2 separate regions of the Homo sapiens genome follow, and region 1 is linked to region 2. Evidence: read pairs that join two places in POLR2A ChIA-PET (ENCODE). Cell type or tissue: B cell. All regions are shown on one strand. Links, peaks and the distances in the headings refer to the core of each region. The heading gives the core; the rest is flanking DNA.

What was found. Peaks named below come from ENCODE experiments on the same cell type or tissue, not always from the same donor. Only the 100,000 strongest peaks of a DNase experiment are listed, where the experiment ranks them.
Region 1: POLR2A ChIA-PET joins it to region 2 with 5 read pairs; 6 of 35 experiments call an interaction of 5 or more read pairs at or near these places.

What each region holds. Positions count from the first base shown.
Region 1 is chr14:58,250,338-58,257,976 of GRCh38, reverse strand. It overlaps PSMA3 (proteasome 20S subunit alpha 3), which reads right to left. Exons shown (of 11, transcript NM_002788.4): 3 at 5,735-5,858; 4 at 131-232; 5 at 1-52. Among named protein-coding and RNA genes, the nearest start is that of PSMA3, 9.3 kb to the right of the region's middle. In B cell, for the core only: no CTCF peak of the experiment used is centred there; no DNase peak of the experiment used is centred there; H3K27ac peaks cover 1,037 bases.
Region 2 is chr14:58,351,351-58,359,154 of GRCh38, reverse strand. It overlaps ARID4A (AT-rich interaction domain 4A), which reads right to left. Exons shown (of 24, transcript NM_002892.4): 17 at 5,300-5,497; 18 at 1-23. Among named protein-coding and RNA genes, the nearest start is that of TOMM20L-DT, 40 kb to the left of the region's middle. In B cell, for the core only: no CTCF peak of the experiment used is centred there; no DNase peak of the experiment used is centred there; H3K27ac peaks cover 1,689 bases.

The DNA.
Region 1 (7,639 bases), core at 2,640-7,639, 100 kb after region 2:
CACTGTAGAGTGTATATGCATGCACATACATGGCCACTCTGTCTGCAAGATGCTATGGAGGGAAGCAGAAGAGCTTATTAATAAACTTCTATTACTGTCCAAAAGGTTCCTCAATATGTTATCAACTTACTTTTAGTGGAATGTTGTAGCCAAAGTTAGATCTGAAGTTGGAAGCTTCTTCTCTTGCTATGTCTGCTAAAGAACGAGCATCTGCCAACAAACCTGCTACTGCCTGAAAAAAAAGCACCAATTTACTAGAGGAACACATTCCTATCACAAATCAAAGTCTGCAATTAATAAAGACTTATTAAACATTTTTTTAACAAGTATTACCATTCAAAATAAACTTTTTTGGCTTAAAGGTCTCTCTACAAGGCATTTTGATGCTTGAGTATGAAATTATAATTTAGAAATTTAGTAAGTATAACTTCATTGCTTTGTCCAATGTTCATATTCAGGACATTTCCTTTTTTTTTTTTGATACGGGGTCTCGCTCTGTCACCAGGGCTGGAGTACAGTGGCATGATCTCCGCTCACTTCACACTCTGCCTCCTGGGTTCATGCCATTCTCCTGCCTCAGCCTCCTGAGTAGCTGGGACTACAGGCGCCTGCCACCACGCCCGGCTAATTTTTTTGTATTTTTAGTAGAGATGGGGTTTCACCATGTCAGCCAGGACGGTCTTGATCTCCTGACCTCGTGATCTGCCTGCCTCAGCCTCCTAAAGTGCTGGGATTACAGGCGTGAGCCACCGTGCCCGGCCAATATTCAGGACTACTTCTATCATAAATCCTCTTCCCCTGATTTACTACCACTACCTCATTATAACGAATAAAAACCATGGGTCTTGGTCAGATTTTTTTTTTTTTTTTTTTTTGAGACAGAGTCTCACTGTGTCACCTAGGCTGGAGCACAATGGCACCATCTGGGCTCACTTCAACCTTTGCCTCTCAGGTTCAAGGGATTCTCCTGCCTCAGCCTCCCCAGTAGCTGGGATTGGCTAATTTTTATATTTTTAGTAGAGACAGGGTTTGGTTTTGTCATGTTGGCCAGGCTGGTCTTGAACTCCTGACCTCAGGTGATCAGCCTGCCTCAGCCTCCCAAAATGTTGGGATTATGGGTGTGAGCCGCCGTGCCCGGCCCAAATTTGTTCTTTTCTCTAAAGTTATTACAGGTTGAGGATATCTAATCCAAAAATCTGAAATTTAAAACGCTTCAGAATCTGAAACTTTTTGAGTGCCAACATGACACTCAAAGGAAATGCTCAGGCCGGACCTGGTGGCTCACACCTGTAATCCCAGCACTTTGGGAGGCTGAGGCAGGTGGATCACAAGGTCACGAGTTCAAGACCAGCCTGGCCAAGATGGTGAAATGCCGTCTCTACTAAAAATACAAAAATTAGCCAGGCGTGGTTGCAGGCACCTGTAATCCCAGTTACTTGGGAGGCCGAGGCAGAGAATTGCTTGAACCTGGGAGGCGGAAGTTGCAGTGAGCCGAGATCGCGCCACTGCACTCCATCCTGGGCAACAGAGCGAGACTCCATCTCAAAAAAAAAAAAAAAAGGAAATGCTCAGTAGAGCTTTTTGGATTTTGAATTTTCAGATTAAGGATGCTCAGCTGATGAGTATATAATGCAGATATTCCAAAATCGAAAAATATCCGATATACTGCTGGTCCCAAGCATTTTAGACGAGAGATACTCAACCTGTAACTGTTTTGTTCTAAAAGGCACAATCGCAAATCTTTTTTCAGCCTATTGGCTGAATAAACTACAATGATAAACCATTCCTCTTTCAAGATTTGCGGCTTAGAACTGCAGTTACTAGGCCGGGCACGGTGGCTCATGCCTGTGATCCCAGCACTTTGGGAGGCCGAGGCAGGGGGATCACCTGAGGTCAGGAGTTTGAAACCAGCCTGGACAACATGGTGAAACCCCTACTAAAAATACAAAAATTAGTCAGGTTTGGTGGCGGGCACCTATAATCCTACCTACTCCCAAGGCTGAGCCACAAGAATCACTTGAACTCGGGAGGCGGAGGCTGCAGTGAGCCGAGATCACGCCACTACACTCCAGCCTGAGCAACAGAATGAGACTTTGTCTCAAAACAAAAACAAAAACAAAAACAGAATTGCAGTTACTATGTATGTGCCGAGAGGTCCTCAGGCACTGCAGTGAAATCACATGTTAGTGTGGCATATCTTTTTTTTTGAGATGGAGTTTTGCTCTTGTTGCCCAGGCTAGAGCACAGTGGTGCAATCGCGGCTCACCGCAACCTCCACCTCCCAGGTTCAAGGGATTCTCCTGCCTCAGCCTCCCGAGTAGCTGGGAGTACAGGCATGCGCCACCACGCCCGGCTAATTTTTGTGTTTTTAGTAGAGACAGGGTTTCTCCATGTTGGTCAGGCTGGTCTTGAACTTTCGACCTCAGGTGATCCGCCCGCCTTGGCCTCCGAAAGTGCTGGGATTACAGGTGTGAGCCACTGCACCTGGCCTAGTGTGGCACATTCTAAGTTTGGAGAAAAATGTCCAAGTAGTTCCGTTTGAACATTAGATCGTTTTACTACATTCCTTTCAATGCCACCACATCTTTGAGAAGCTTGGCTGTTAGTGGTTGCTGTGAAAAAAAGTAAGTACTGTGCAAAAATCAGTGTGGAACAGGAAATGACAGTGGCCACATCCAAATTTGGGAGGTTGTGCAGTGTATATACTAGAAATTTTGGTTGCTTAAAATAAAACATTTTAATTTTTAAATAAAAATATTTTTCACTATGTGTGTATTTAAAAAAAAAAAACGGCTACTAAGTTTTTAGGATGTAAACACTAAGTTCTTTGGATCTAAATACTTAATAAATGAAACCATTAGGTATTTTCGGCCTAGGGAAGCCATGAGAAAAACTACTGAGACACTTAAGGTACCATAAACCAACCAAGTTTTTGAAACCCTCTAGCCCAGGACAGTTACAGAATTTAAAAGTGGTATCACAATCTTTAATAGCCTTTTTTTCCTACGCTACCCAGTAATAGTAATAATGATAATTACTAAGAGATACTGAGCACTCATTACATGTTAAGCATTTTGCATAATAATTTTTAACCTCACAACAACTGTATGTGCCAAGTACTATTATCACTCTTGTTTTGCAGACAAGGAAACGCGTGTTTAGAATAGCTTCCCCAAGGTAACCCATGCCAGTAAGTTACATCACTTAAAGAATCTTCTGTTGCTTTAGAGAAAGCTTACTGTAAAGTCATATAATTCTCAAATCACTTGAAGATGACAACTGTGGAAGGAGGGAGGATATTAAGTCTTAATTTTCTCCAGCCCTCTTCAATGTCTAATGTTGACAGGGCACATTGGCTCATGCCTGTAATCTCAGCAACTCAAGAAGCTGAGGCGGGAGGATCGCTTGAGCCCAGGAGTTCAAGACCAGCCTGAGCAACACAGCAAGATCATATCTCTTAAAAAAACTAAAAAATTAGCCAGGTGTGATGGCACACTTGTAGTCACAGCTATTTGGGAGGCTGAGGCAGAAGAATCACTTGAGCCCAGGAGCGCAAGGCTGCAGTGAGCTATGATCATGCCACTGCACTCAAGCCTGGGCAACAGAGCAAGACCTCTGTGTGTGTGTACATACATATATATATGCATGCATAATTTTTTTCAAAATATTAACTTTTGCTAGTACATAAAAGAATACAAGATCACCTCCTACTAGCTAGGTTACAATGTAGCAAGTTTCATCAAAACATATCAGTTTCACTGGCAATAATAAATCTGTTCAGCATTATTCTTAGCAAACTAATACAAGAAGAGAAAACCAAAAACCACATGTTCTCTCTTATAAGTGGAAGCTAAATGATGAGAATTCATGGATACAAAGACAGGAACAACAGACAATGGGGCCTACTTGAGGGTGGAGGGTGGGAGGAGGAAGAGGATCAGAAAAAATAACTATTGGGTCCTAGGCTTAGTACCTGGGTGACGAGAAAAATCTGTACAACAACAACAACAAAAAAACAGTAAAAAGAAAATGTATATATACACAATGGAATACTATTCATCCTTTAAAAAGAATAAAATGCTAGGCTGGGCACGCTGGCTCACGCCTATAATCCCAGCACTTTGGGAGGCCAAGGCGGGTAGATCACTGGAGTTCAGGAGTCCGAGACCAGCCTGACCAACATGGTGAAACCCCGTCTCTACTAAAAATACAAAAATTAGCTGGGTGTGGCGGCGTATGTCTGTAATCCCAGCTACTTGAGAGTCTGAGGCAGGAGAATTGCTTGAACCCGGGAGGCAGAGGTTGCAGTGAGCTGAGATCGCGCCATTGCACTCCTTCCTGGATGACAGAGTGAGACTCCATCTCAAAAAATAAAATAAAATCCTGTCATTTGCAGCAAAATAAAAAAATCTGTTCAGGAGAAACATATTGTTGAGATAAAATAATCTTTGAAGAAGAAAAAAATTAGCTTTATGGTTTACTGGTTATACTTTACCAGTACTTTTTGTGTTTGTGTGTAACATTAAATCTCATTTAGATATAAGAAAGCTATCAGCTGAACGATGTGGGTCATATAAGGTGTCTTTTCATTTAGAAAGGGCTCTTGAGTAACATGCAGACCCAAGTTTGAATCCCAGCTTTTCTTTACTTGCTGTGCATCTGTTTTTTCACCTGTGAAAATGGCATTAGGCCGGGCGCAGTGGCTCACGCCTATAATCCCAGCACTTTGGGAGGCTGAGGCGGGCAGATGGATCACTTGAGGTCAGGAGTTCGAGACCAGCCTGGCCAACATGGTGAAACCCTGCCTTTACTAAAAATATAAAAATTAGCTGGGCATGGTAGTGGGCACCTGTAGTCCCAGCTACTTGGGAGGCTGAGGTAGGAGAATCGCTTGAACCCAGGAGGCAGAGGCTGCAATAAGCTGAGATGGCGCCACTGCACTCCGGCCTGGGTGACAGAGCCAGACTCTGTCTCAAACCAAAAAAAAAAAAAAAAGAAAATGACATTGATATAACCTTCACTGGGTTGTCAAGATTAAACAAGGTAATTTATGTAAAGAGCTCCCAGCATAAAACCTAATATAGAGATATTCTCCTTTCTTCCTTTCCTTTTCAGGTGGCAGGGTTAGAATCATTTGATTCTTTTTTTTTTTTTTCTTTCAGTAGTGGTTCTCACTAAGCCAAGTCTGCCATCTATGTAGGGTAACTTTAGTATATACCAGTCATGTATCTATGGCTTGGCTTGCAATTTAGTCACTCATAACTTAGATACCAGCTGCATGAATAACTTAATTTCAGTGATGCCCTATGAAACTATTATGGATGTGTTCACTTTTCCTTTTCATTAAACATCCTTTCCTGATGTTCCACCTTATATAAAGGTGTTCGCTATCTGATGGCATCTTTACTTTGACAGTGATCCCCACAAGAGATACAGAAAGCTAAAGATTCTTCACCTCTCAAGCATATACCTTCATTAGTAATGTGTGCTGCCAAGATCTCATTTCTACGCATACTCCCCAGCCCTCTCCCTCACCTGCTCTTCTTTCAGCAACTTGGTTTTTCCCCCATCACTAATAAGGTTATGAGAATGCTGCCTTTCTACTGGACAGTGAACTGGACAAATGCAGTAACTTGCTCTGATTACTTTTGTGACTGCACAGTGATCTATTCCAATCAGTTACTTCAAAAGAAATTGGACAAGACAAAAAGGAACATTTTAAACATGACCTTACCATTCCAACATGCCGATCAACATTAAAAAGTCTTTTGTTGGAACCTTCTTCATAAAGTTTAGAAAGGACTAATTTTTCTACCCCAAAGACAACACCATCTTTGCATCTGATTCCAATAGCTGTACTGAAACAAGGAGAAGAAAATCAGTTTTTTAACTGAAAATAAAAGAAACTTCATAAACTTAAGTTTAACAAAAAAACAAAATAAGTAACATTTAAGGCATGCCAAATACCTTAAAACATTTGAAAACCAGGAAGAGAAAACACACTAAAGTGTAATAAATACATTAAATCCATATAAATATCATGTGACCCTCCCTCCAGAATCTAGTACATCATTTGACTAAAAATATATTAATATGTAAGTATAAAAATGATGCTAACGAAACACAATATGGCTCAGTGTCTGGCTTATGATAATCATGTTATAAACAAATGTTGACATAAATTCATGTCCATTAAAAATGGTACATAACAGACATAAAAGGTTAGATACAAACTAAAAAGTTAACAGTGACTGCTCTGGGTAGAAGGATTATGATTTATTCTTCCTTTTGCTCATCTCTTTCTTCCAATTTTTCCATAATAAACATATTGCTTCTAATACGTATATAAAAATAAAATATATGTTCTGCTACAACTGTTTAAAATAAAAAGATCTTAAAATAACCTCTTAAGACCAGGCATGGTGGCTCACACCTGTAATCTCAGCACTTTGGGATGCTGAGGCAGGAGGATCTTTTAAGCCCAGGAGTCCAAGACGAGCCTGGGCAACATGGCGAAACCTGGCTTAGCCAGGCATGGTGGTACACGCCTGTAGTCCCAGCTACCTGGGAGGCTGAGGTGAGAGATTGCTTGAGCCCAGTTAGGTGGTGGCTGCAGTGAGCCAAGATTGCACCACTGCACACCAGTCTGTGCAACAGAGTGAGACCCTGTCTCAAACACACACACACACAACCTCAAGTAAAATGTGGAGAAATTACTTGTTGCCATTTCAAGATGAAAATGTGTTACACTTTATTCTTCTATTCCTTTTTGATAAAGGTAGTTCTGATCGGAAACAATAGAGACAAAATAAGCAATGCTTGATTGTACAGTTTTCTGGTAAAATTATCTCAACTTTCTCTTTCTTCTTTTTTTTAATTTTAAAGAAATGGAGTCTTGCCATGCTGCCCAAGATTGAATTGAAGTCTGAGGCTCAAGTAATCCTCTCACCTCAGCCTCAGTAGCTGGGACTACCGGCACAACTTCTCTGTTTTGGATAATAGCATCACCAAGCTCTACATCCTCCATGTTGAGCTTCTATTTACTATTAATTTTTTTCTTCAAAATTTCCTTCATGTCCACTTCTTTACAATAATTATACCAGCATTGGGATCCTTATAATTTCAGGCCTAGATTACTACACCATCTTTTCTACTTCTCTAATCCGTTTAATCTAAGACCAGCCTAATTCCTAGCTGTGTTTCATTTTGCCATAGTCAGAATCTAAAAAGGGATCCACAATCTAAAAAGCAGGGGAATTGTGTTATTCACAGGCCTCTTAAAATCTGATGAAACTATGGCATTTCCTCCCAGAAAAATGAACAACAGATGCACACAACAAATTTTCTAAGAATTTCTGACACTCCTTCCCCAACACTTTAGGTGTCTTCCATGGCTCCCCTTGCAAGTTTAAACTCCTAAGGGTCTGGCAGAACCCCCTGAGCATATTCAATTTCCTGTTATAAATTCTGTACTCTACTGGTTACCTCACTGTCAACCTTCAAAAACCTCATGTTCATTTTTGATTCCATGTCTTTGAGGTTATCCTGGATGCTAGAATACATTTCCTCTTCACTACTGCCTATTTAAATGAATTTCCCCAAAAGGTTTGCAAACTTAGTTGAACTCAAGCAGTACAGG
Region 2 (7,804 bases), core at 1,917-6,916:
CAGCCTTCACCCACTCATCATACCTTAAAAAAAAAAAAAAAAAAAAAGAGTTTGTACAAACTTTATACATTATAACCTTTTTGAAATGTATTCACCAAACGAAAACAACAGTGAGACAGATTAAATAGTTTGTTCTTAGTGTTGGCAAGAATATGAAGGGCACAGGGGCTGGTTTGCTGGTAACATGTGCCAGTAACTGTAGTAGGTATTTTGTATACTCACTAGGGAAAGGCAAGAGGATTTCTTAAGAGTTAACAGGTTTAGAGGGAGAGTCTTGGAAAGCAAACTCTAGATTCAAGACAATCTGAACTGTTTTGTTTTCCACAGCTTTTACAGACCTGAGCTTATAATCAGATCTGCAATAGAATTCGTGCTATTGAATGAATAATAGAAAGCTAAGTCAGATAAATTCAAATTTGCAAGGTGATCAGTTTCAGGTTATTTTATCAAGTTATTTTATCAAGTCCATTTCAACTTCCTTTTCCTCCTCAACACTCTCTCTAGTATTTCCAATAAAATCTTCTGAACTACATTGCCTTTAGGATTCTGAAATTTTTTAGAGATATCTGTATTTCACCTACTTTATCTAAGTTTATTCTGTTTAGCTTAAGTTGAAAACTCATTTCCCCTAAACATTTACTTAAAAATTTATTTTAAAATTTATTTTAAATTTTATTTTTATTTTTGGGGGGCTAGTTTCAATGTTGTCACCCAGGCTGACATGCAGTGGTGCCATCTCGGCTCAATGGAACCTCTGCCTCCTGGGTTCAAGTGATTCTCATGCCTCAGCCTCCCAATATCTGGGATTACAGGTGCCTGCCACCACACCCCGCTAATTTTTTATTTTTCGTAGAGACGGGGTTTCGCCATGTTGGCCATGCTGGTCTCGAACTCCTGACCTCAGGTGACCTGCTCACCTCAGTCTCCCAAAGTGCTGGGATTATAGGGGTGAGCCACTGGACCCGGCAATTTTTTTAGAGAGGGTCTCACTCTGTTGCCCAGGATGGAGTGCAGAGGCATGATCTCCTGGGCTCAGATGATCCTCCCACCTCAGCCTCCTGAGTAGCTGAGACCACGGATGTACACCATTGCACCAAGCTAATTTTTGTATTTTTTATAGAGACGGGTTTTGCCATGTTGCCCAGGCTGGTCTTGAATTCCGGAGCTCAAGTGATCTGCCCACCTCAGCCTCCCAAAGTGCTAGGATTACAGGCATGAGCCATTGCACCTGGCCTTCTCAAATGATTACTATCACTTTTGATTGTCTATAGTCCAAGTGACTAATCAGGGGCAAATAAGAAATTAAGGTTTCTAGAACTAAATAACAGTTTTTACATTATCTAAATATACAAGTATTTACAGAATTAAGTCAAAATCTAAAAAATGTACAGTTAAGTAAAGAAACAACAGGCAGTCCTTGCTTTAGACCAGGAATGTCCAATCTTTTGGCTTCTCTGGGCCACAATGGAAGAAGAATTGTCTTGGGCCACACATAAAATAACACTAACGATAGCTGATGAGCTAAAAAAAAAAAAAAAAACCATGCAAAAAAATAAAAAAAACTCATGTTTTAAGAAAGTTTATGAATTTGTGTTGGGCCACATTCCAGGCCATGCTGGGCTGCATATGGCTTGTGGGCCACAGGTTGGACAAACTTGTTTTAGACTGTAGCGTATTAATAGAAACTCATGTATCTGGAAACCATATTCTTGCTTTATAAGCCAGTTACCATGGAGATGTACAAAGTAAGGACATGGTTCCTTTATGCATGTATTTCAGTTGACATGGTACCATGACTACCTATACAGATGCTCCTTTACTTATGATGCCATTATGTCCTGATAAACTCATCACAAATTGAAAATATCCTGTCGAAAAATGCATTTAATACATCTAGCCTACTGAACATCACAGCTTAGCTTAGCCTACCTTAAACATGCTCAGAACACTCATATTAGCCTAGAGTTGAGCAAAATCAACTAACACAAAGTCTATTCTATAATAAAGTCTTAAATATCTCATGTAATTTATTGAATACACTGTACAGTACTGGTTGATTAGTCTCATGATTTCTTAGCTGTTTGTTGTGGCTGCACAGTCTGATGAGAGAGTATCATACTGCATATCGCTAGACCAGGAAAAAAAATCCAAATTTAGGCCGGGCGCAGTGGCTCACGCCTGTAATCCCAACACTTTGGGAGGCCGAGGCGGGCGATCACAAGGTCAAGAAATCGAGACCATCCTGGCCAACATGGTGAAACCCTGTCTCTACTAAAAATACAAAAATTAGCTGGGCATGGTGGCGTGCGTCTGTAGTCCCAGCTACTTGGGAGGCTGAGGCAGGAGAATCGCTTGAACCCAGGAGGCGGAGGTTGCAGTGAGCCCAGATCGCACCACTGCACTCCAGCCTGGCGACAGAGCAAGACTCCGTCTTAAAAAAAAAAAAAAAAAAAAATCAAAATTCAAAATTCCATGGCTTCTGAATGCATATAGCTTTTGAACCATTTTAAATTTAAAAAAAAAATTGAAGTTGAACCACTATAAGTTAGGAACTGCCTGTACTATGATTTGAAAACTATCTCTCACTCATTAACCCAGTATCTAGTTTCTAAAACGAGACTGGCTATGAGCATCATATTAGGCTTTTAAACATCTGTACTTTATTAACTTATATGGAAATGTTTATTCATTTGAACATTTACTGAGGGCCTACTAGTATGCACTGTATCAGGAAGTATGTAGAGAATAAACATGGCCAATGCTCTCATGCAACCCATAATCTGTTATAAAAGATAGACATATAGTAAAATCAAGTATAGTCTGGTAAGTGCAATATGTACCTGATCCAGGGCTAACAAAGGGATAACTCTATCCAATTCCATAGGAGGTATCAGACAACCAAGAAGCACAGGCCTGATTTTTAGTGTACTTGGTCCTGGCGACACTGGACAAAGCAATATATCATGTAGGTACTTCTAGCACTAATATTGCTAACAAAGGATAGTCCCAGGATTTCTCAATGAGAGACCAGGACTCTTCTCACACTTCTTACACTTGCAGATACTCCCTTTCAGGAGTCTGGCTAAATTCGTTAGGAACCATGGTGGCTTCATCTCAACTGAACAGGCCAGAATTATACCAGCTTTTAGGAGTAGAGAAGAACAACGAAAAACCATGAACCAGGAGAGTACTAGTTAGGTAATTAATTAGAGAGATGACTAATCCAAAACCTGAGCGTATAATAAAATGACTGCTGAGAAGAGTCATAAAGTAAAACATTAAAAAAATGAGAAAGAAAGATAGGGGAAATTCTAGAAAGCAGAACACAGACATATACAGATGTGAAATAGGAGTGGATAGTTGTGAACTAAAGAATCTGAGGAAGAAAGAAGGCTATCATGTGATGCAACTGGAAATGTAATGACTGAAAGTTGGTATGATATATTCCTTTTCCCCTGAATTCAATAACACATTGTAAAGAAAAGAAAACAGTTAACATTCATGGAGCACTAAGTGCCAGGCATGGTTCTAAGCATTTACATCTGAATACAAATATTATCACTACAGTAGTCCCTGCTTAGCCACAGCATAGTTCAATTACCCATGGTCCAAAAATATTAAGATATTTTGAGAGAAAGACCACATTCATATAACTTTTATTACAATACAGTTATAATTGCTCTATTTTATTATTGTTGTTAATCTCTTACTGTGCTTAATTTATACATTAAACTTTATTGTAGGTATGTATGTATAGGAAAAATCATAGGATATATAAGATTCAGTACTATGTGAGGTTTCAGGCATCCACTGGGGGTCCTGGAACACATTTCCAGCAGATGAGAGGGAACTACTGCATTATACAACACCTCTACAAAATAGGAACTGTATTTTTCCCAGTGTAGAGATGAGGGACTTGAGTTATAACAGAGCACACATCTAGTGTATAGAGAAACCCAGGAGCAGTCTGGCTCCAAATAAATACAGGGCAACCAGAGATATTAAATATGCCAGATTTTGTAAAAGAGAACAAGAAAGGCAGCCCCTGACATTTAGGAACTTGCCTGGCACTATCAGCTGGGCCTTGGTGTTGCTTAGAGCTAGTCTGGCACTCATAGCTAGGCCACACTGTCCTGCTGTTGAAACATGAACAATTTCAAAGAGCATCAACATCAGACAAGTCCATTCTGTGACCATGATGTATCAAAACAGAAACAAGACCATGTCCTAATCGTGTCTGAACACAGAAAAAACAGGAACATTGTCTAATCCACAAAAACGACAAACATCTTCTTTTTCTTGACTAATGTGGGTGATTGCTGTTTCTCTACCAATTATAATGTTACCTTGGTCTAACTGTCTCTCCTTCTAGATAAGATTTATTACGAAAACCAACTATAATTACCCCAACTTCCTGACAGGATCCAATATGGAGCAAAATCTCTTTTTTCTTTTTTTTTTTTTTTATTTATGAGACAGGGTTTCGCTCTATCATCCAGGCTGGAGTACAGTGGTATGATCATAGCTCATCTCAGCCTCCAACTCCTGGGCTCCAGTGATCCTCCCACCTCAGCCTTCTGGGTAACTGGGACTACAGGTGCGTGCCACCATGCCAGGCTAATTTTTAATTTTTTGTAGAGATGGGGGTCTAACTATGTTGCCAGGTCTGGTCTTGAACTCCTGGCCTCAAGCAGTCCTTCCGCCTCCACCTCCCAAAGTGCTGGGATTACATGCAAGAGCCCCCATGCCCTGCCTTTCTTAAACCCTCCCCAAAATCATCTAACGGAAGATCAAATGTAAGTTCTAACGTTCTTTTTTATTAATTAGTCGACTTAGAATTATTACAGTGCTTGACATAGGCTTGATTTCTGATTAATGAAACAAACACTTGCACGGTTGGAAGTTGCAGGCCTGGCTCCCTGCTCATAGTCAGTAATATGTCTCCACAGAATTATGAATTATTGTTTTCCCAAAGATGGTGCCTTGAGCCTCTGTTGATTCATTTAACACCATATTACTAAGATGCCCTATGGTTCCCCTTGCTGTGTGTTCTCCCTCACTATAAATGAGTAATAAATGTAACTTGTTCTAACTACAGGTGTGATCCTGGTAGTCTCTGGCTAGAAGCATTGACACTGCTAGTATAACAGCAGGAATGTCAAAGTCTTGGAAAATTCAGAACCAAGGTGTGCTTTGTAAATATGTACCATTATTTGCTTTCACTCTTCATAACATTAAGTTGATGTTCTATTTAATCATCGAAAAAATTTCAATAGTAAGAAAATAGTTTCTTGCTTACCTGACATTCCATCCATAGTAATGTACCAAATATAAAACTTCTCCGTCATCAATTTCAGTGCTTTTAATACTGGCTTCATAAATTTTCTGAGTCTTCCCTCGTCCATATTTTACTTTCACTTTGGTTCCTGTTAGGCAGGGTTCCATGTCTTCCTCATCTTCCTCTCCTTCAGAGTCACATTTGCTTTCAGTTTCTTCCCTGCAGTAAGTTATAATACTGATAATGCTACTAATAACTTAATGGAGAATAAAATATGCTAAAAGAATCCAACAGGTAGATTATTCACAACCTAAGTATTACCTTAATAACATATCAGTGGAGGAGGAGAAGAAGGAGGAGAAGGAGAAGATTTCTGTGGCCTACTTACTAAGGAATTTATTATGTAAAGGTGCACTGTACCCAAAGTAAATCCATACTTTTTAAAAGCCAATCAAGTCACAGTTAACGATGATCTGTAATAAAATAAGTCACTTCTGACAAAACAAAATAAGAAAAATATGCTCTGAAAAAATTCTTTAGAATTCATATTTAAGTGCCAGCTAACGATGATCTGTAATCAATCACTTTTGACAAAACAAAATAAGAAAAATATGCTCTGAAAAAATTCTTCAGAATTCATATTTAAGTGCCACCTTGTATGTAAAAAAAGATTTAAGGATATTTTGTAACTTCCTGTAACTGAATTATCTTAAATCTGCTTTACTACCAGAATTAGAATAGTTCTTGGCAAGACTAGTTTTTTTGGTGGGCAAAATAATGAACAAGGGCTATCTACCTTAGTAACCATGTCTTTTAAACTAATTTATATTTTAAAGGTTTCCCAGCCCTAACAAAGAAAAGAAATTTGAGTATTAGGTCATTTGTTGACACTGTAGGATACCACCACAAGAACAAAGCTTTACATTTGTGTTGAATTCTATTTGTTTACTCATCTTCCATCGGCTTTTCTTTGTATTGATAATCAGGTATAAGGAAGATTAACACAGGGAGAGCTAAAAATACTTTTAATATTTTTATAATAAAATATTGTGTATCAATCCTGTAAAGACTTATAGGAGAACTGCATCAAAGATCATTCTAGTGTCACAAGCATTAAAAGCTCAACAAGTACTACTGGGCTCTGTAATAAATATAGGGCATTATTTTGGTGATCCCTGGGGGTCCTGACATGAAGCTTTGACAGCCCATTTGTAGTGAGAATGTTTTCTCTTGGAAGGCACCTTCCAATAATAGAGTGATAAGGTAAATTCAAAACTCTATGAGAAAAACTACTTAAAGATAATATTGTTCTTACATTCAAGTCTGTGAAATTTTCTCTAAAATAAATCTTTGTCCATTTACAAAAGAGTTACAGTCTTTTTAAATCACATTTTACATAGATGTATTATATGTTTTATATACATATTACAATATACATATTTTGATGTTTTTCACCTTTGCTTAAATTTTTTGTCCAAATATTTAAAATTCTATACTCACTATACTCAACTCCAATTAGTTCCTCCTACTTTTCCTAATCCTAATTATATTTCATTACAGAACTTTTTTTTACTCACTAACCTAGGTCATATGTAATTGTGATAGCTCCTGTGCCTATTTGTATTTAATCAAATTACCTCTCCCATTCACCAATCATCCTATTTTTCCAAATATTTATTCTCTCAATGGCAGGTCAGTTTTCCCAAATTTGGCTTAACAACTCAAATTTCTAGAAAATTTAATATCACATAATAATAGAAAAATAACTATGGAAGAGAGCTGGTATTACAAGTAAGTATGTTATGTTGTTGCTCATTTAAAATTCATTTTTAGTCGTGTCCTAAAATTAGTAAATCCATTTGACAACACTTACAGAAGCAGCTAATAACTTGGTCAGAGACTACCTTGATCTTGCTGGACTGCCTAATATTTGACTATTTTTAAGTCAGTTCAGTCCATACTTGTCTAATACACAGAAAAAAAATACAGTTTTACTCAACAGCAAACAGGATGGACATTAAAAAATCTGAAATTTATTGGTGTGATGTGGGGCAAGAATGTATTTTCCAAACTAGAATCAGGGGTGCATGCCACATAATCTAATACAATAACTTGAAAAAGAAAAATGTCTTAAAGCTAACACACAGAAACATCTCTAGTACTGTGCACCCATGTGTTTGTTAGCTTTCCCACATTGTACCTTTTTTAAAATGGAATTTTTGCTGTCGCTGTTTCCTCTTGTCCACTTCCTCCATTTTTCTCCAGCTCCCTTCCCTGCTGTCAACTGCAGGACCTTTCTTTTGACTGGGTGGCGCAGCCTTCTTTGAGGCCACTGTTTAGGGCACAAGTGCTATTAAAATGGTGCGACCAGTATATTCTCCAATTCCGAAAGGCAATACACATCATCTTCACAATGTGTCTCACCTTCATTAGACAAGAGGAACGGAAGTCCCAATAAGAAAACATTCCCTCAAACCTGAATCTCTAAGCAGGAACAAAGCGCTGTTGTACCCCAGACAGGTGCTT